2 separate regions of the Mus musculus genome follow, and region 1 is linked to region 2. The links are chromatin loops, found by intact Hi-C in ENCODE. Cell type or tissue: heart. All regions are shown on one strand. Each heading gives the region's core, and the rest is flanking DNA. Links, peaks and the distances in the headings are about the cores only.

Region 1 (9,155 bases), core at 655-8,654, 63 kb before region 2:
GGATCCCATTACAGTTGGTTGTAAGCCACCATGTGGTTGCTGGGAATTGAACTCAGGACCTCTGGAAGAACAGTTAGTGCTCTTAACCACTGAGCCAACTCTCCAGCCCAATATATGTGTGTCTTAACACGCTAGTGAAATTTCCTGAGGGAGAAAAATCTTCAAAGATTTAACATCCGTTTCATATCTTTAATGATGGTACCATGTAAGTCTTGAAGAGCTATTTCAATGTCTTCTATAATTCATAAAATCCATGAGTGTCATTATCTTCTAGATGAATGCACATCAGTAGTGGAGATTTTTATTATTAAATATGAACTTCTGATGGCCTTTAAAGTCCTATTACTTTCTTTCAGACTATGATAGGCAGGCACTCTTGGGGTTATTTCTAAAGCTAATGTCTTTGGGGGGGAAACTATTATGGAGCTTTTGGGGATCCCACTTTGGGAGATACGTGGGAAAGGTGACCTTTAAAGGTGACTTTTTATAGGCAGGTAAGGAAGTGACATTTATATATCCTGCTAGCCTGGTGCTCCTGGCTACAGTTAACAATTGAAAGCACAGTGTACTTACATATAAGAATAAATATAATAAATGATTCTTTGGGCCAGAGCGAGCAGGGCCAGAGCTAGCAGAGGTCCTGAGTTCAATTCCCAGCAACCACATGAAGACTCACAACCATCTGTACAGCTACAGTGTACTCATGTACATAAAGTAAATAAATCTTTAAAAAAATGTCCATACTGATCGAGGTCATTCATAGATTCACTGCAATGCCATCTCAGTGGAGGCTTTATAGAGGTAGCATTTTTTAAAAATTCCTGTGGAACCACAAAACAAACAAACAAACAAACAAACAAACAACCCTGACTAGTTGAAAGCTTGAGAAAGAAAGATGGAGGAATTATCCTTCCTGATTTCAAAAACGGTTACAAAACTGTAGAAACCAAACACAGAACTGTGTAGCCCTGAGACATGCAGGCAGGTGAGCAGAGCAAAGAGTCTAGAAAATAAATAGATAGATAAGTAAATAAGTAAGTAAATAAATAAATAAATCCCACACCTGTGTGCACAGCTCATCTCTGACATGACCATGAAGAGTTCTCCATGACCATGAAGAAGGCATCCACAGAGAAGGGAGGTACTAATGGCATCTTTCACTGTGTGCAGAAGTCAACCCTTTGAAAGGCTTAAACACTTACTATATATAAGATCTGGCTGGGCAGTGGTGGTGCACGTCTTTAATCCCAGCACTTGGAAGGCAGAGGCAGGTGGATTTCTGAGTTGGAGGCCAGCCTGGTCTAGAGAGTGAGTTCCAGGACAGCCAGGGCTACACAGAGAAACCCTGTTTCAAACAAACAAAAACAACAACAAACCCAAAAAACAAAAAACAAAAAGATCTGGAACTCTAAATCACCCAGAAGAAAGCAGAACTGTTTTGACAAGATTTCTTGGGTAAGACACCAAAAGTCCAGGCACAGTAAGCGAGACCACATCAGACACGGGATCTCCTACAATAAGTGAGATTAAGAGAAGCATGGTGTTCAGAATGGGAGAAATACTGGAGAATCCTATATCAGATATGGACTTAGCATTTTAATATATAAGGAACACTAAGGACTACATTAAAATACACACACATACACGCGTGCACACACTGGCTTTAAAATGGTCGGGTGAGATGGCCCGCTCTCACAGAGGACCCAGGTTCAGTTTTCAGCATCCATCCACACAGAGGCTCATAACCGTCCCCATCTCTGATTCCAGAGGATCTGATGCCCTCTCTGGCCTCTGTAGGCAGCAGATATGCATATTGTGCACATACCCGCACGCGTGGAAAATGGACACAAGTGTACTGTTGCATTTCATAAAAAGCAAGATGCAGAAACAGCCCAGATGTGTGTCTAGATGTGAATGGATGAAGGTAAGGAGGCGGCTAAGACATGGGAGCTTCACAGCAGTCCATTCACAGATGAGTGGATAAAATGTATCAATCTTGGGTAACAATCTTATTCAACCTTAAGGGAGTTCTACCGCATATGGCAGCATGGATGAACCCAGAGGATGTTAGGCCTCCAGTCATGGAGGATGGGGAATCTGAAACAGCTTAAGCCTCCAAAAGGCAGAGAGTAGGGTGGCTACAGGCTGAGGAGAAGAAGGCAGAGTTACTTTTCATCAGGTGTAAAGCTTAGGCCATTGTGACAAGTGACCTCCTGACATCTGCTGCATGACACAGTACCTGTTATTAACAATACCATATCCTACATTTAACCGTACTGTACACACTGTACCTAACAGTACTGTATACACTCTGACATTGGCAACACCATACATGATGTAGTTAACAATACCATACACACAAACAGTACGAGCATAGAACTGGGCTGTAGACAGTTTGGCTGGCAGCAATGCCAGCTTAGCATGCTCAAAGCCCTGGGTTCAAGTCCAGTCTTTGTACTGAATAAATTAGACTTAGTGGTTGTCTCAGCAAATAGTTAAAATTCTGCTTTATACTCCTGGTAGGTTCGCGTTAGCTTTTTGCTCACGTTGGTTTATTTTTAATATACCTTACCTAGATAAATGGCACTTAAACTGCCCCGAAGCTAGCATACACTCCCTTCTGATATTCCTGAGTTAACACTTACTAAATATATATTTTATCTTTGCTGTCCAAGACCCTTCTGGGCAGCCCTTCTGGGGCTGCTTTCCCCCTCGTACCTACATTTCAGCCTGCTCTCCCCCCTGCTCCTTCCTGGCATAGTCTGTCCTATGCCCTTCTCATGGTGGGATCCCTTCTTCCTCCTCCTCTCTTACTCTGGAATTCTAAAAGTCCCGCCTCTGTCTCCTTGCCCAGTCATTGGCCACTGGCAACTTTATTTTCCAATCAGAGCCAGCTGGGGGTAGGCTTCCTTTAGCCTACATGCAGGACACTGCAAACAGGTTTTTGGGTAACATAAATTAGCATGAGAGCACAAGCTGCTCTAGGTGGTGGATGTGTGTAATTCCAACTCTAGGGAGGTAGAGGAAGGAGGACCAGAAGTTCTCAGCTACATAGAAAATTAGAGACCAGCCTGGGGTATATGAGATCCTATCTCAAAAGAGCATTACCTCTTTTAGTAAGAACTATAAATATTTAAGAGTGTAGATTTCAATATACATTGTTCATATTGTTTTAGCGCCATTACAGAGCATAAGCGACTGTAGGCGGTCGCGCAAGCAGCTTTGGGGAATGCCTCTATATACAAAACGATGCTGAAAGGGCCGTGGTCCTTCTTGCTTCTGATGTTATAAGCAGTGCTGTTTTATGCAGGCACACAGTTAGGCTTTAACTGCAAGGAGCCTGGGACTGATGGCTGTCTTCCCTCTACCCCCCCCCCCCACTTTGATCCTAATTCAAAATGGGTGGGCCCAGTGGGTTAAGGTTTGTACTCAAGCAGTTCCTGGTAACCACTGAGTCATCAGTACGCCACAGATTAGTCTTGCTGGCTAGCGGAGAGTGGGAGCCAAATGAGAAGTGCTAAAGGCTCAAGGACATTTGTGGTGGGAGATAAGAGGTAGAGAATGACCTCTGAGTTCACAGTGGGAATATCCAGTGAGTTTCCAGCTGTGTTGGGGGAGATACTTCCGGTACTAAAGCTCTGCCCGTTTCCTATGATTGACAGTCCAAAGGAGAAAGGTTAACGAAACAAAGACGCATTTCCCTCCGCACCCACTTTCCTCTAAATAGCTCGTGTTGGTGTGTAAAAACTAAACTTGTCACCCTGCTCCCAATGTAGAACATCCTACTTGTGTGCCGCAGGTGTCACAGCGAGCTCGTGGGGAGCCAGTCATGCCACGTGCTCATCCGAAACAGCCCGAGGAAGCTGTGGAGTTGATTGTGAGCTCTGGGGTTGCTTTACTCAAGAGCCTGTATTTCTAAATGCTTTCATTTTTTCAGGTCCTCTCTAAAGAAGTTTGAGTTCCTCACAGTTTCTCAGAGTGACTTGTGACTGAAGTGTCACTGAAAGCTCAGGGTGTTTCTGTCGTTCCCTCCACACACCCCCTCCCCCCCTTTCTTTTTTTAAAATTTCGACTTCATTCAGAAACCATTAGACATTGCTAAGCGGCTGCAAGATGTGCCCACTAGGAAGAAGGTCCATAGCCAGAGAGCACATAGAGCCAGGGGTCCGGAGGCCTTGGCAATATGAAACTCAGGGATATCACCTCAGATGTCCTTAAAATGTGAAGCAAAAATGGAGGAGGGGGAAAAAAGGAACTATTCAATTGTCCCAGGAGGCTGGCCTTTAGCCTGCGCAGAGGAAGTGCAGGGCGCAAGGGTGCAGGGGTGCAGGGGTGCAGAGGAGGCGGTGTTAACAGCCTTCTGGTGAAAGAGGGGAGTACAGAAAGCTTAAGTTGCTTCTAGGGACTCTCTGGGTGGAAGGATCTGGGCCTGCTGCGCCCGCCCGTGCAAACAGAATTGCAGAAGTTGAGCCTACGCTTATCATTTCCCTGAGAAGAAAAGCATATTTCCAGTTTCCTGTGCCTAAGAACAAGCATCCAGCGCCCTTCCCGCGGCTCAAACCCAGGCTGACCTGTGCATATGGGTCAGGGGGATCAGGATGGGGCCTGCGCATGAGGCAAGCCTCTGCTACAAGAACTAGAGGAAGCGATTCCAGAAGGAGATCACAGTCCCCAGCACTACTCAGACTCAGGAGCTGAAGACCAGGGGCGTTCAGTGTAAGTAGCTCATTCTACTCTGGTTCATGTCGCCCAGGATGAGGAGGAAGAGCCTCTGCCGCTTTCCTGGATCCCAGCTGCTGGGTTAGCCAGTGGAAGGGTTAGCTAGCATCGCTCGCTCTCGCTCCCGGGATCTCAGCCTCTGGCCAGGGCCATAGACCCCTCCCCTGCTCCCCGCACCCCAGGCTGTTGCTAGATTTGTCTATGGCTATCTTTCCGTTTAAAATGAAACAGAGCTGGGGCTTACTTAGCTCAGAGGCAACTTACCCTTGTGTGCAAGAGTGTGTATCAATATTAAACACATGTAAACTTGCTTTAAAATTTTTAATGTGTTCTTAATATAAATGTGTGTGTGTATGTATGGATATATATGCACACTTTAGTTTTGTTTTTGAGACAGGGTCTCACTGTGTAGTTCTGACTGACCTAAAACTCTCTGTAGACTATGCTCACCTCAAACTCACAGAGATCTACCTGCTTCTGCCTCCAGAGTGCTGGGGTTAAACTGTGTGCGTTCCTCTGCTCAAATATACTTTACCTTTGAAACGGGTATTTAGAATTTTGTGTGCCAGCCAAAGGCCTATTATGAGCATTTACCAAGAATAATGTGAGAAGACAAGTGTCAAATTACAAATGTCAGGCTATTTATAAACCTGCTTTATTCTACAAAGATGAAATGGAAATTGTAAAGCTTGCGTGCCTCGCCGTTTACCGGACAGCTGCTTTTGTTCAGTGAACTTCTTAATTTAGTGGGACAGATTTTTTTTTTCCAGACATAAGAGTTCATTTATCTCGTGACCCAAATGGTGCTTGGTCTGGGTTTATTGTGAATTTCTGTACCTTTTTCACTGTTGGCCTGAGGAAGTGGCTGAGGCGTTTAAGGAATTGCTTCCTTTTAGAATAGCAACATTGTTCAATATTTTATTGTTACTGTCTTGGTTTGTACAGCTCACTGGTTTTCAATGTTTCAGAAAGCAATAAAAACTGTTCTTTAAATCAGGGAGGGTACAGTGTTGTCATTGCTCAGGAGGCTTTGGAGAAGGGTCTCTTGTGAGAAGAGCTACCCTGTGGAGGCACCGATAAGCAGCTGCGCCCAGTTTGGTGCTTCAGAGCCCATGCTCAGAGCACTAACCCACCGGCCACTTACATCTGTCTTTTGATGAAATTGATATTACATCTCAGTGTTTTGTGAGCAAGTAAGAATTTGGGTCCCCCTTCTCAAGGGTTCCCTGTGGCATCTGAGCAGGAGTGTCTACAGTTATGACACATCCCAAAGGCCATTGTGGGGTTCCTTGCTGGTTATGGTCCTCCAGCCCAGCCTCCAGAGACAATTGGTTGGAATGGTATTAGAAGCGCTTTTTTTTTTTTTTTTTTTTTCATGTGTGGACTTCCTTCCTCAATGCACCTGCTCTCGAGCTACCAGAATTCATGGAACACATGTAGATGGGTGTATTTTGCCTGCCCAGAGAAGGCACACCTATGGGTTTTTGCTCAAGACCATGTCTTTACATGAAGGTCTCTCTCAACACCTGTGAAAATCAACTTTTGGGCAAAGAGAGCAGTTCACATTTTCACAATGCTCTACATAGCAGGTCGACTTGGGACAGCAAAGAGTGAGGATAGTAGCCACACACACACACACATACACATCCCCCACCGCCACCCAGGCCTCTCGAGTTCTGAGTCAGACACTTGAATTATGAGTCGGAAAGAAAGGTATTCAAATGTCCTCAGCTGTTCTGAAACTCTTGAGCTAGGTGAATAAATTAGCAACTGTTCTGACCCATCTCAAATTCATGTGCCAGCTGTGGGAAGATGGGATTGGTTTTCCAGATGAGCAGGCCAATGCCCACAACAGAGAATAAGGAAGTGGTTAGTCACATTTGATTCGGCATCTGAACAGTATTGAAGAACCTAGTCAGGGTATTATTTGGCAGCAGGTCGGGCTGGCCTGTGAGCTGATTGTGCCCACTTGCCTCTAAGGTGGAGCGCACCTTCCTGCTGTAGCTTGCCTGAATGGTTACTTATATATATATATTTTTTAACATTGTATCTATCCTGAGGCCACCTGCATGTTTAACGCTTTCTTCCTGGATTGTATACAAGTATCTTGTGTTGATAGGCAGTATTGGGCATCTGTATCTCTGTTATTGTTATTCATTTTATATGTATTATTATTTTCCCACATGTACGTCTGAGCCCCAGTATGTATTTGATACCTGAGGAAGCCAGATGAGGATGTTGGCACTCCTGGAACTGGGTATATATATATATATATATATATATATATATGGTTGTAAACTGTTAGGTTGTGCTGGGAATCTAACCCATGTCCTCTGGAAGAACAAGTGCTCTTAACTGCTGAGCCATCTCTCTATCCCCTTGTTTGATTTTTTTTTTTTTTTGAGACAGGGTCTTACGTAGTCCAGACTGGCCTGGAAATGGTTAAGTAGCCAATATGACCTTAAATTCCCCATCTTCTGTGTCATCCTCCTGGGTGTAATTGCTAGGATTACAGGTTTGTGCCACCATGGCAATACTGGGCTATCAGCAGATACTTTGAAAAGGAAATGTCAAAGCATTCTTAGATGGAGGTCAGGCATATAACATAGTCAAGGCTTCTTATCTATAGGAAACACAGATGAGAGCTAATCTGGGCTCTCATGATGCCACTTGACAGACCACAAGAGGACTCCTTTGGGGGGAATCCTGAGAAGAGCCTGTCTTGTATTTTTTTTTTTAACAGTGTCTGCATGTGTATGCCACAGGTTGAGGGAGGCTTTCCACTAAACTGTTTCACTGAAACCTCTTCTTGATGGCCTCTCTGTGGAGGATGTGAGCAAGTGAGAAGGGACCACCTGAAGACTCTGAGGACAGATAACGGGTGACAATCACATGCCCTGCATCAGCAGAAACTGGAGGGATGTCAAGGAAGGAACAGGCATCTGGGTGACTGAGACACACACAGATAAAAGGCCCTGGGGGCTGAATGTGACAGTCCATGCCCATGTCCCAGTTCTGAAAGTCATGAGGGGATAACTTGAGCTTCTTAGAAAGGCATTGTCTCAAAAATAAACAAATGAAAGATGCAAAAGGATGGGTGAATGAGGAAACAAAGACAAGGAGAGTTTGCTCAGCACTTCTGATGGGGTTGAGGGACAAGCTTTCCCAAATGCAGATACAGATATGGAGCTGATGTAATGGTTCAGGATGCAAAGGCTCTTGCCACCAGGTCCTACACCCTGAGTGTGATTCCTAGAACTAAGATAGCAAAAGAAAAAAAAATCCCCACAAGATGTCCTCTGACTTCTACATGCATACCGTGACATGTGTGCTCACACACAAAACGCACACACATACCACAGGCATGTATGCATCTGCATGCAGAATGAATAAATATAAAGAAAAATGCAGGTGTAGGTGAGATAAGCAGATGATGTAGTATGGTGGCTTAAGGACACCGAGCTTAATGTCAAACTAGCCTGTGTTAAGAATCCAAGTCTGCAAGAGCACCTGCCAAAACTGGGCAAGTCACCTGACCTCTCGGAGTCTGTCCTTCATGGAAGGCTGCTTCCGGGAACACATGCACTACAGCGACGAGATGCATCCGGAGTGTTGGGCTGGAGCAGGCTTCCCTCCTTCACAATTGGTGTGTGGAATGACATGCTCTGTTATCTCACCAGTCTGGCTAACTAGGATTAGAGTGCCAGGCTTTGCAGCAGAAAAGCCCTGAAGCCTGTGGCTGCCAAGCAGGCAGCAGAAGCCTTTTCAGCCACCTTTGAGAAAGTCACACACACATGTCTGTGCCTGGGTCCTCCTCCCAGCCTCTCAGCTCCCCACGGGTTGGGGCTGGGGGACAGATCTGTGTTTACCTCCACAGCCCAGTGCCTCAGAACTCCCCTGCCTCTGCCCTTCCTTGGCACCAGACCAGTGGCACTGACATTTCTGTAACTTTAGAGTGTGTCTGACATCCTTCCAGGCCTTCTGAACAGGCTCGTGTTATCTCCCTGGCTCCTAGCAACTGAGTAGTTTTCTTACTGTGCAGGTGACAGTCGCACACATTTTTAAGTGGTTTCTTCCTAACCCTGAGTAGCACACAAGCCTTGCATTTTCTTTGTTTGTTATCTATTATGTTTATTATTGTTACTTTATTATTTATTTTTTGCATGTGTGTGTATGTGCACATGAATGCAGGTGTCCTTAAAGGCATAGGGGGTGGGTCCTCCTGAAGCTGAAGTTACAGGTAGTTAAAAGCCTCCTGACATGTGTGCTGGGACCCAACTCAGGTCCTCTGAAAGAGCAGCAAGCATTCTCAAGTGATAGACATTATTATTATTATTATTATATTTTAAATTCTGAAATAATATAATTACATCATTTCTTCCTTCCTTTCCTCCCTCAAAACCTTCCCATATACTTCCCCTTTCTTACTGTCAAAT
Region 2 (8,000 bases), core at 1-8,000:
GGAGGGAGGGATGAGGGCAGAGAGATGAGGGAGAGATGACAGGAGGGATGAATGACACTGGGATAAGGGAGCGTTGGATGAGGGGCAGAAGGACAGAGGGATGAGGGAGGGAGGGATGAAGGAGGGTAGGATGAAGGAGGGAGGGATGAGGGCAGAGGGATGAGGGAGAGATGAGGGGGGAGGGATGAGGGAGGGAGGGATGAGGGGAGGACTACCTACTGCAGTTGTTTGCACTACCCTTCTTGCTGAATGAGTATCAGAGCTGCTGTGGTACGGCTGTACCTTCATTGTCCCACCTGACGACCCTAGGGCGCTCAAAGAAGATGACGCTCTTGTGGATCTCCAGTGTGACCTCTATGGGTGGGAAGGTGACGTCTGGATCAGGTTCCTCTGTGGTGTCTGGAGGATATATAAACCTCTGCAGTCCTTCCTGGAGTATCTTTTAAGTGACCAGAGTAAGGAAAGTCAGAGGGGGTGGCAATGGCCAGACGCACTTGTCACTAAGCCTGTCACTAACAAGCTTCGCTTGTTGCCACAGGCCACCACAGAACGAGTAGGGAATATCACAGCAAAACTCACAGATGAGCAACTTAACCATAACCTCAGACCTTCCTGCGGGTCAGGCTCCCGCATGTGTTCTTCAGCGTCTACATCCCAAGCCCCGTGACAAGTCTGTGCTCAGCAGTACTGATAACCAAGGCCTCAGAGAGATTGGGAGACCTGCCAAAGACTTCAAGTTCACACTAACACTCAAGCGCCTCCCAAGGGATCCAACGTCACTGGGTCTCACATTTCAGTGAAGGACACCCAGCCATAGAAAAGACCTGCGGATGCCCCTGGAGAGGCACAGGAAGGACTGGGTGAAGGTCTCAAGCAGACAGCAGATTCCTGAGGTAAGGCAGGGCTCTGAACCATTGTAATCGGTAGAAAGAAGGCACCAAGGGAAGATGAAAAGCTTAGAAAATCCAGAAGAATATTCTCATGGAATAGATTGAAAATGTTCCACGCTTAAGTGAGCCCACGCTGTCCTCTTAGGAGCCTCAGCCGGGTGTGCAGGAGGATTCGGTGGATTCGGGGGGGGGGGGGCAAAATTCAAGAATGGATCGTTGGGTGAATTCGTGAAAACTCAGCTTCTTTCCCAGGTATTAAAAATGGGGGGGAAACACTCTTATTTTTTAAAGTTTTATTTCTCAGATATAAAATGTTTTCACTTGGGGCTATTTGTAGCTATGATGCAGAGGGTCATAGGCAGGATCAGCTTGTACACACAAAATAAAAACAAAATCAAGTTACTAAGCATTAAAATAAGTGAGGTAGGACAGTGTATGCTATGATCTCAGCACTCAGGAAGCTGAGGCAGGAGGATTATCCCTGCCCCGATGCTCTGCTAGGCACACCTGGACTAGTGTACCAGTGGTATGCCCACTCCCTTTCCTTCAGAGGTTTTAGGGATGAAGAAGGGGCCTTGGGTTCTCAGTCAACGCAGCCTACCAATGTGAAAATGGTTACCACCTGGCCATTTAATAGAAAAATATATATATATATTTTCCAAGCTCTGATGGAGACTGGCTGTATCAAGGGCTGACTGACACGCTGGGGCATTAGGACTGTAGGTTTACAAGTAAGTTAATAGGTAAGAAGTTCTCCTAGGATAAGATTAACATGCATTAGAGGCTGAGGCCATGGGAAATGAAGTAAAAGCCAGGCAATTTCACCTCGAATGGGTCCCGAAGAGTCTCCTACCTCCACTAGCACCCAGCCCTTCACAGGCTTGCACTGAGGGGGCAGCTCCAGAACATCCAGGTGGTACACGCCGCCCAGGGTAGAGAAATGGCACAAGTCCACCTTGTAGGCTTGTGAGGCTTCTGGCAATTCCACCACATTCTCTACCAGGCACAGCTGTGCTAAAAGGAACCACAGCGCAGGCTCAGAAAAGATCATAACATTGTTGCGGTCAAGAAGGATACAAAGACAAAATCCCAGGCCTGCTAAAGCTTTTTGTCTTTAGCTGCTAGACTTTGCACAAGGTTCTCAAGGTTTAAGTGGGAGCACAGTGTGTGTGTGTGTGTGTGTGTGTGTGTGTGTGTGTGTGTGTGTGTGTGTGTGTGTGTGTGTGTGTGTGTGTGTGTGTGTGTGTGTGTGTTAGGGGTAGGAAGAGCTCTGCTTACAACAAACTCTAGCATTGTAGGAGGCTACACACAATAAGTATGTATTACTGGTAAAACTATATTCCATAAAAGACAAAAAGTTTGATTAATTACTAAGTCCTTAAAACTGGACATTATCAGACCAAAAAAATAAAAATAAAAAAATCAAAAGATAAGTGGGAAGGTCATGGAGGAAAAGTAGATTTGGGGGCCATGTAAAATATGAAAGTTGGTTATTTCAACAAAATTAGACCCAGCTCAGGGAAGTGATGGACTGAGACTTTTGTGGGAACTATACAATCTAGTGACAAACACACAGACAAAAGTGGCACCTACAGTCACCATGGCAAGGAACATTCTCACCTCCACCTCCAAGACAAAGTCAGACACTCAAAAATATTACCCTGAGCAGTGGTCAGACTTAATTCGAGATATGCAGGCTGGCGGGTGTGCTGTACACGTCTAGTCCCAGTCCTCAGGGGGTACAGGCCCGAAGGTCATTACAAGCTTGAGACCTGCTTGTTCCACAGAGTGCTAGGCTGTACAATGTGACCCTGCCTCTCCCCAGGAAAGCTGACTAATATATCCTGTCCAAGTTTCTTCAACTATAAAATCCACAATGGATTTGGACTGTGTTACAGAGTTTGGAAGGGGAATGAGAGGGTAGGTGCAGAGCAGGCAGCAGGCAGCAGGCAGCAGGCAGCAGGCAGCAGGCAGCAGGCAGCAGGCAGGCAGTGAGACACAGGGATTGGTAGTGGTGTTTACTATCAGTCTGCTCCCATGCAAGAGGTACAGCAGGGCTCTCTGAATGCAACCTCTGGAGATAGGATACTGAAAGTTAACAGAAACAAGCAATAGATAGATAGATAGATAGATAGATAGATAGATAGATAGATAGATAGATAGATAGATAGATAGACAGATAAAAATTAAATCAAGTTAGGCAACTACTGGTCTCTTGTTGGTGCATGTTTAATAAACTAAACTCTTTAATTTTAAATGTATTTAATTTATAATTTATTGGCCTAAAAAGAAGCCAGAAATACTACTGTGTCTAAATTTAGAGGGTGAAGACATCTCTGACTTGGGGCTCATCATGTAGGGAATTGGGGTGTTCATGACAGAAGTTCCATAACCTACTTTATCATCCTAGATCTAGAAACAGAAACTCTTGCCTGGTATCAGCTATAGGAATGCTCCAAGGATGGGAGAAGGGATGTAGCCGGAAGGGTGGTGCGCTTGCCTAGAATGCAAAGGTCCTTGAGTTTGATCCTTGCACCACATAAAGCCTGGCACATGCTTGTGACCTGCACTTGGGGAGGTGGAGCTGGGCAGATCAGAAGTTCAAGGTCATCTTCAGCTACATAGAGTTTGAGTCTAGCCTGGGCTACTTGAGACAGTGCCTCAGAATATACAAACAACCAAATAAGAGGGTACAAAGATTTAAGCATGGCAAATATGCTTAGAATACACAGAACAGGTCACTGAGAAGGAAGAGCAGTGATAGTTGAGAGGACAGACATCATCAGACAGACACCAGACTTGTGAGATCATGTCCACCTTGTCAGGCTGCATCCAGTGACACCTGCCAGGACAAGACAGTAAAGGGTTCAGGCATGTGTTCATCCAGGTGTGTGCTCTCGTGAGTGTTCATTGCAACAGTGAGTACAGAGAAGAAATCAGTTATGATCTCACTAGCAACAGAAATTTAAATATTGTTCCCTGGGCTGGAGAGATGGTTCAGCAGTTAAGAGCACTGACTGCTCTTCCAGAGATCCTGAGTTCAAATCCCAACACCCACATGGTGGCTCACAACCATCTGTTATGGGCATCCAATGCCCTTTTCTGGTGTGTCTGAAGACAATGACAGTGTGCCCATATACATGACATAAATAAATATTCCCTTGTTTGGGTTGAATTATGAAGCTACTTTAATTGATGAGGCAGGTTACCAATGCATTCTGGGATCAGTGCTGAACGTCATTTGTCTGGAACATATTTTTTCCCTAAGTACATAACTTAATATTGAGTAGAAAAGTATGATTATTGATTATTGACAGTTTTTTTTTTTGTCTGAGAGGGACTGTGGAGGATTTGTGCTTCAAACATATTTCACTCTACAATGGCCTTGCCTTACTTTTCTGTGAAGGAAGCCTCCATTACACACCGAGGGTGGGGACAGAATACCTGCTAAGACTGCTTCACTCAGCAGCTTCATCTCCAGTTCAAGTTGGGTGGTTTGGGAATCCTCCCCTTCAGAGTCGGAAGTCTGCAATAGAAGAATGGCTGGCAGTGAGCATCAACATCCTCAGAAATTATTCTCTAAATGCAACAGGAGGGTATTGGTCCGTAAAATAGCCTAGAGACCAGGGTGAGGCTCTGTCTCAAAAAGCCAAACCAAAAGGACAACAAAACCAGCAGCAGGAACAGCGGCAGCAGCAGCAGGAATGGCTTTTTTAGCACTTAGCCTAAATGCTGTCACTTCAGGGACAGTCTCTGGCCTGTTGATTTGATTTGTGCGTATTTTGTCTCTTGATCACCCTATGCAATCTTTTCAGTACACATGCTGGTGTATATCCAGAATATAGTAGGCTGTCACCCCTCTACAAGGCTGCTCATTAGAGACAAGTCAGTAGACTGGGAGGTGGCCCAGCTGGCAAAGTGCCTGCCTAGCATGCAGGAGGATGGGGTTCAAGCCCCCAGCCCTGCATAAAACAGGGTGATGGTTTTTGTCTGTGATCCCAGCACTCTGGTGGAGGCAGGAGGATCAAAAGTCCAAGGCCATTCTCAGGTACACAGCCATTTGAGGCCAGCTGGGTTACATAAGATGCTGTGTCAAACCCCCTAAATCCAGAGAAACAACAACAAAGCAAACAAACAAAGCCCCCAAGATCATTCAATGGTAGAACCCTGAGGCCACATGGAGTCTTAGGTTCACTCTCTAGGACCAAACAGACACAACCAAAGAAAGGCAACATCAGGCTGAGTTTCTTATAGCAGATTTCACCTGAGAGTTAGACTGTGTGTGTGTGTGTGTGTGTGTGTGTGTGTGTGTGTGTGTGTGTGTGTGTGTGTGTGTGTGTGTGTATGCGTGTGTAGTATGAGCATGTTTGGGCATGTATGCCTCTGTGTGAATGTAATGTGTGTATACACATTCAGGCATGCACATGTGTGCATGCATGCTCTTGAGTGTACATGTGGAATTTTCTTATGCATGCTTGTTCAGTTTTTCTTTTGGAAGGACTGGGGATTTAAGCCAGGGCCTCATCCACACCGGCCAAGCATCTGTCGCTGAGTTACATTTCCAGGCCAGTTCAGTCCCTTAATGAGAGAGACACTTCGAAACTTAACTTTCAATTCAAAGACCCATGTCCATCTATCTGCTTGTTCCTCAGGGTAGTAAAATATTTTTGAAACTACTATTTTAAATGTTCTACTTTGAATAATTTCTCATTAATTATGCCCTACTCAAATTAGCCCTTTCTAAACATGTTGTGCTATAAACAACTTAGAATGTTTATGGTATTTTAAAATATATTAAACATTTAAATATTTTTATTGTTAAATATTTTTTTAAATATTTACAATATTTTTAAAAGCCATTCAAATCAATTAAGAGTCGGTATTAAGAGCCCTCTAGTGGCCAACTTCTTAATAAGCTCATGAAAAAAGAAACCTACACTGTCATTTAATGTCAGAGAATTTTCAATTTACATTACTCTTCACTCTCAACTTGACTAGATCCCACCCTGAACATGGACTTGCGATTCTGTGAGATGATGTCACAACCTAAACAGAAAGAGAAGAGAGAGAGAGCTGAACATGGACGTTCACAGTCTCTGCTGTCTGGCTGCAGAAACCCCGTGTATCGCTACCTCGCGCTCCCGCTGCTCCCGTGATACACTGCATCCCGTCATGCCATGAACCTATACAATCCCTTCTTTCCCTAAGTTGTCTCTGCCTGCTATTTGCCACATCAGTGAAAAATGAAAGTACATAGAAAACGCAGTATTGAGGCGCAGCGATGTCACTGCGAGCAACCTGGCCACGTGATCATAGCTTTGTCACCGCGAGCAACCTGGCCGCATGATCATAGCTGTCACCGAGCATCCTAGCCACGTGATCACAGCTTTGTCACCATGAGCATCCTGGTCGCGCGACCATAGTTTTAGAACTGATTTGGGGCGAATACGGAAACAGCCTAGAGCCATAAGCCACAAGAGCCCTAGAATTCTGTAAGCAAGAGCTCAGTGGCTGTCCGGGTGGAAGTTTGGTAGAAGACAATAATGAGAAATCAGTAGAGTGTATGGCTTTTCAGACAGGGTACAGCATGAGGCTTCAGAGAGGAAGAGGAGGAGGAGGAGGAGGAGGAGGAGGAGGAGGAGGAGGAGGAGGAGGAGGAGGAGGAGGAGGAGGAGGAGGAGCCGTTGTCCTGGGAACTAGGCTAGAAGCTGATGATGTCATATCCTGGCATAGGATTTCCTAAAAGTTTGAATGAGGCTGGATCCAAAAGTACTGAACTACATTGACATTTTAAGACAGAAACAGCCAGGCTGGTTGTGGTCACTGCTCACAGTGCTTAGATTCATAGTGAGGGGGTAGAGGGCTTTAAGTAATGTCCAGTTTGGCGAGGAAAGGGGTGAGTCTAAAGGTACAGGTGAGGAGGGTGGCAGCCCCTCTATGCTAAAACTCTCAGAGCCATTAACGGAAAATTGGGACAAGTGGGGGTGGGGGTAGGGTGCAACAGAGAGCAAGACCCCACCCATCAAAGGCTCTAACTCAGATCCTGCCTGGGCACTTTTGCCTCTGTGGACATCCTGCACATGTCCTCCTTACCATGTCAAGTGCTGTCAGGCTGGAGGTATGACAGCAACAGCACACATGCCTAATATGTTGAGAGGGGGCCTCCTGGAAATGGCCCCTCTCTCATCTCCCCACATTCTCAGTGTAAAGTGTTTCCTATCCCAACTCCCAGCCTGCCTTCACAAGCTCTGGGAAAGCGTATGAGGCTCCTGGCAACTGCCTGCTTCGGGGTTCTGAGATCTATCTGGGTATGCCACAGGATGCTCCGCCAATCATCACACCAACTGGAATCTACCCAGGGCAGCATTCAATGGTAATAGAAAGCAGACAGGCGTGGTTAGCCACATTCTCTAAGGCCATTAAGACTAAGTCAGGATTAAGCGTGGTCCTTCCAAGTTCAGAGAGTAAGTCAAACACCTGCTGGGACAGGTGTGAGACCCTAACACACACAGGTCCTGCCGCTGTTGTTATGAATTCACAGGCTTACGCTTTTAATGTAAAGTATTTCCAGGATCCGGGGATTGCTCAGAGCAGGCAAGAGCACGTGCTGTCCTTCCAGAGGGCCTGAGTTGTTTCTCAGAACCTGAATGAAGCAGCTCAAACTCACCTGCGCCTTCAGCCCCAGGGGCTGCTATGCCCTCCCTGGCCGCCCCTGACACTGCACTCATGGGCACAACCCCACCAACTAAAACCAACACTGTTTTATGAAAACTGTTTCCTAAGTGACCTACATTAACAGAATGGCAAACTGCAACTCCATGAGGCCACCCTGACGGATCCCTAGATACAAGATGGAATGCTTTAGTTTGCAAATTCAACCCATGGTTCAAATTACAGTTTCTAAGTTCTGTCATTTTGCAGTTTTTAAGTTAATGCAATTCTTATGTAAGACACTGGTAGATTTACATCAAATATTAACTATGATCAAGCCACTTGATGCAGAGTGGAGAATCGTCCAACACCCCGACAGGCCAGGAACGCTGCGGAGTCTCTTGTCAGTCACGTCCGTGATGACGGTTCACTTGCTCTGTTCTGACTGCGACTCCTGTG

The links. A loop is a pair of places that touch in the nucleus more often than their neighbours do. Peaks named below come from ENCODE experiments on the same cell type or tissue, not always from the same donor. Only the 100,000 strongest peaks of a DNase experiment are listed, where the experiment ranks them.
Region 1: it touches region 2 in a loop (5-fold over the local background); 7 of 42 quality-filtered maps call a loop at or near these places.

The regions. Positions count from the first base shown.
Region 1 is chr6:145,117,391-145,126,545 of GRCm38, forward strand. Lrmp (lymphoid-restricted membrane protein) reads left to right here and starts at 4,379. Exons shown (of 19, transcript NM_008511.4): 1 at 4,379-4,716. In heart, for the core only: no CTCF peak of the experiment used is centred there; DNase peaks (open chromatin) are centred at 3,631, 4,341 and 8,521; H3K4me3 peaks cover 258 bases; H3K27ac peaks cover 2,858 bases.
Region 2 is chr6:145,181,477-145,189,476 of GRCm38, forward strand. It overlaps Casc1 (cancer susceptibility candidate 1), which reads right to left. Exons shown (of 16, transcript NM_177222.4): 10 at 4,335-4,416; 11 at 1,744-1,904; 12 at 283-439. Gm15543 (predicted gene 15543) reads left to right here and starts at 799. Exons shown (of 2, transcript NR_157240.1): 1 at 799-893; 2 at 5,889-6,154. In heart, for the core only: CTCF peaks have their summits at 5,802 (motif pointing left) and 6,017; a DNase peak (open chromatin) is centred at 735; H3K4me3 peaks cover 1,356 bases; H3K27ac peaks cover 978 bases; H3K27me3 peaks cover 747 bases.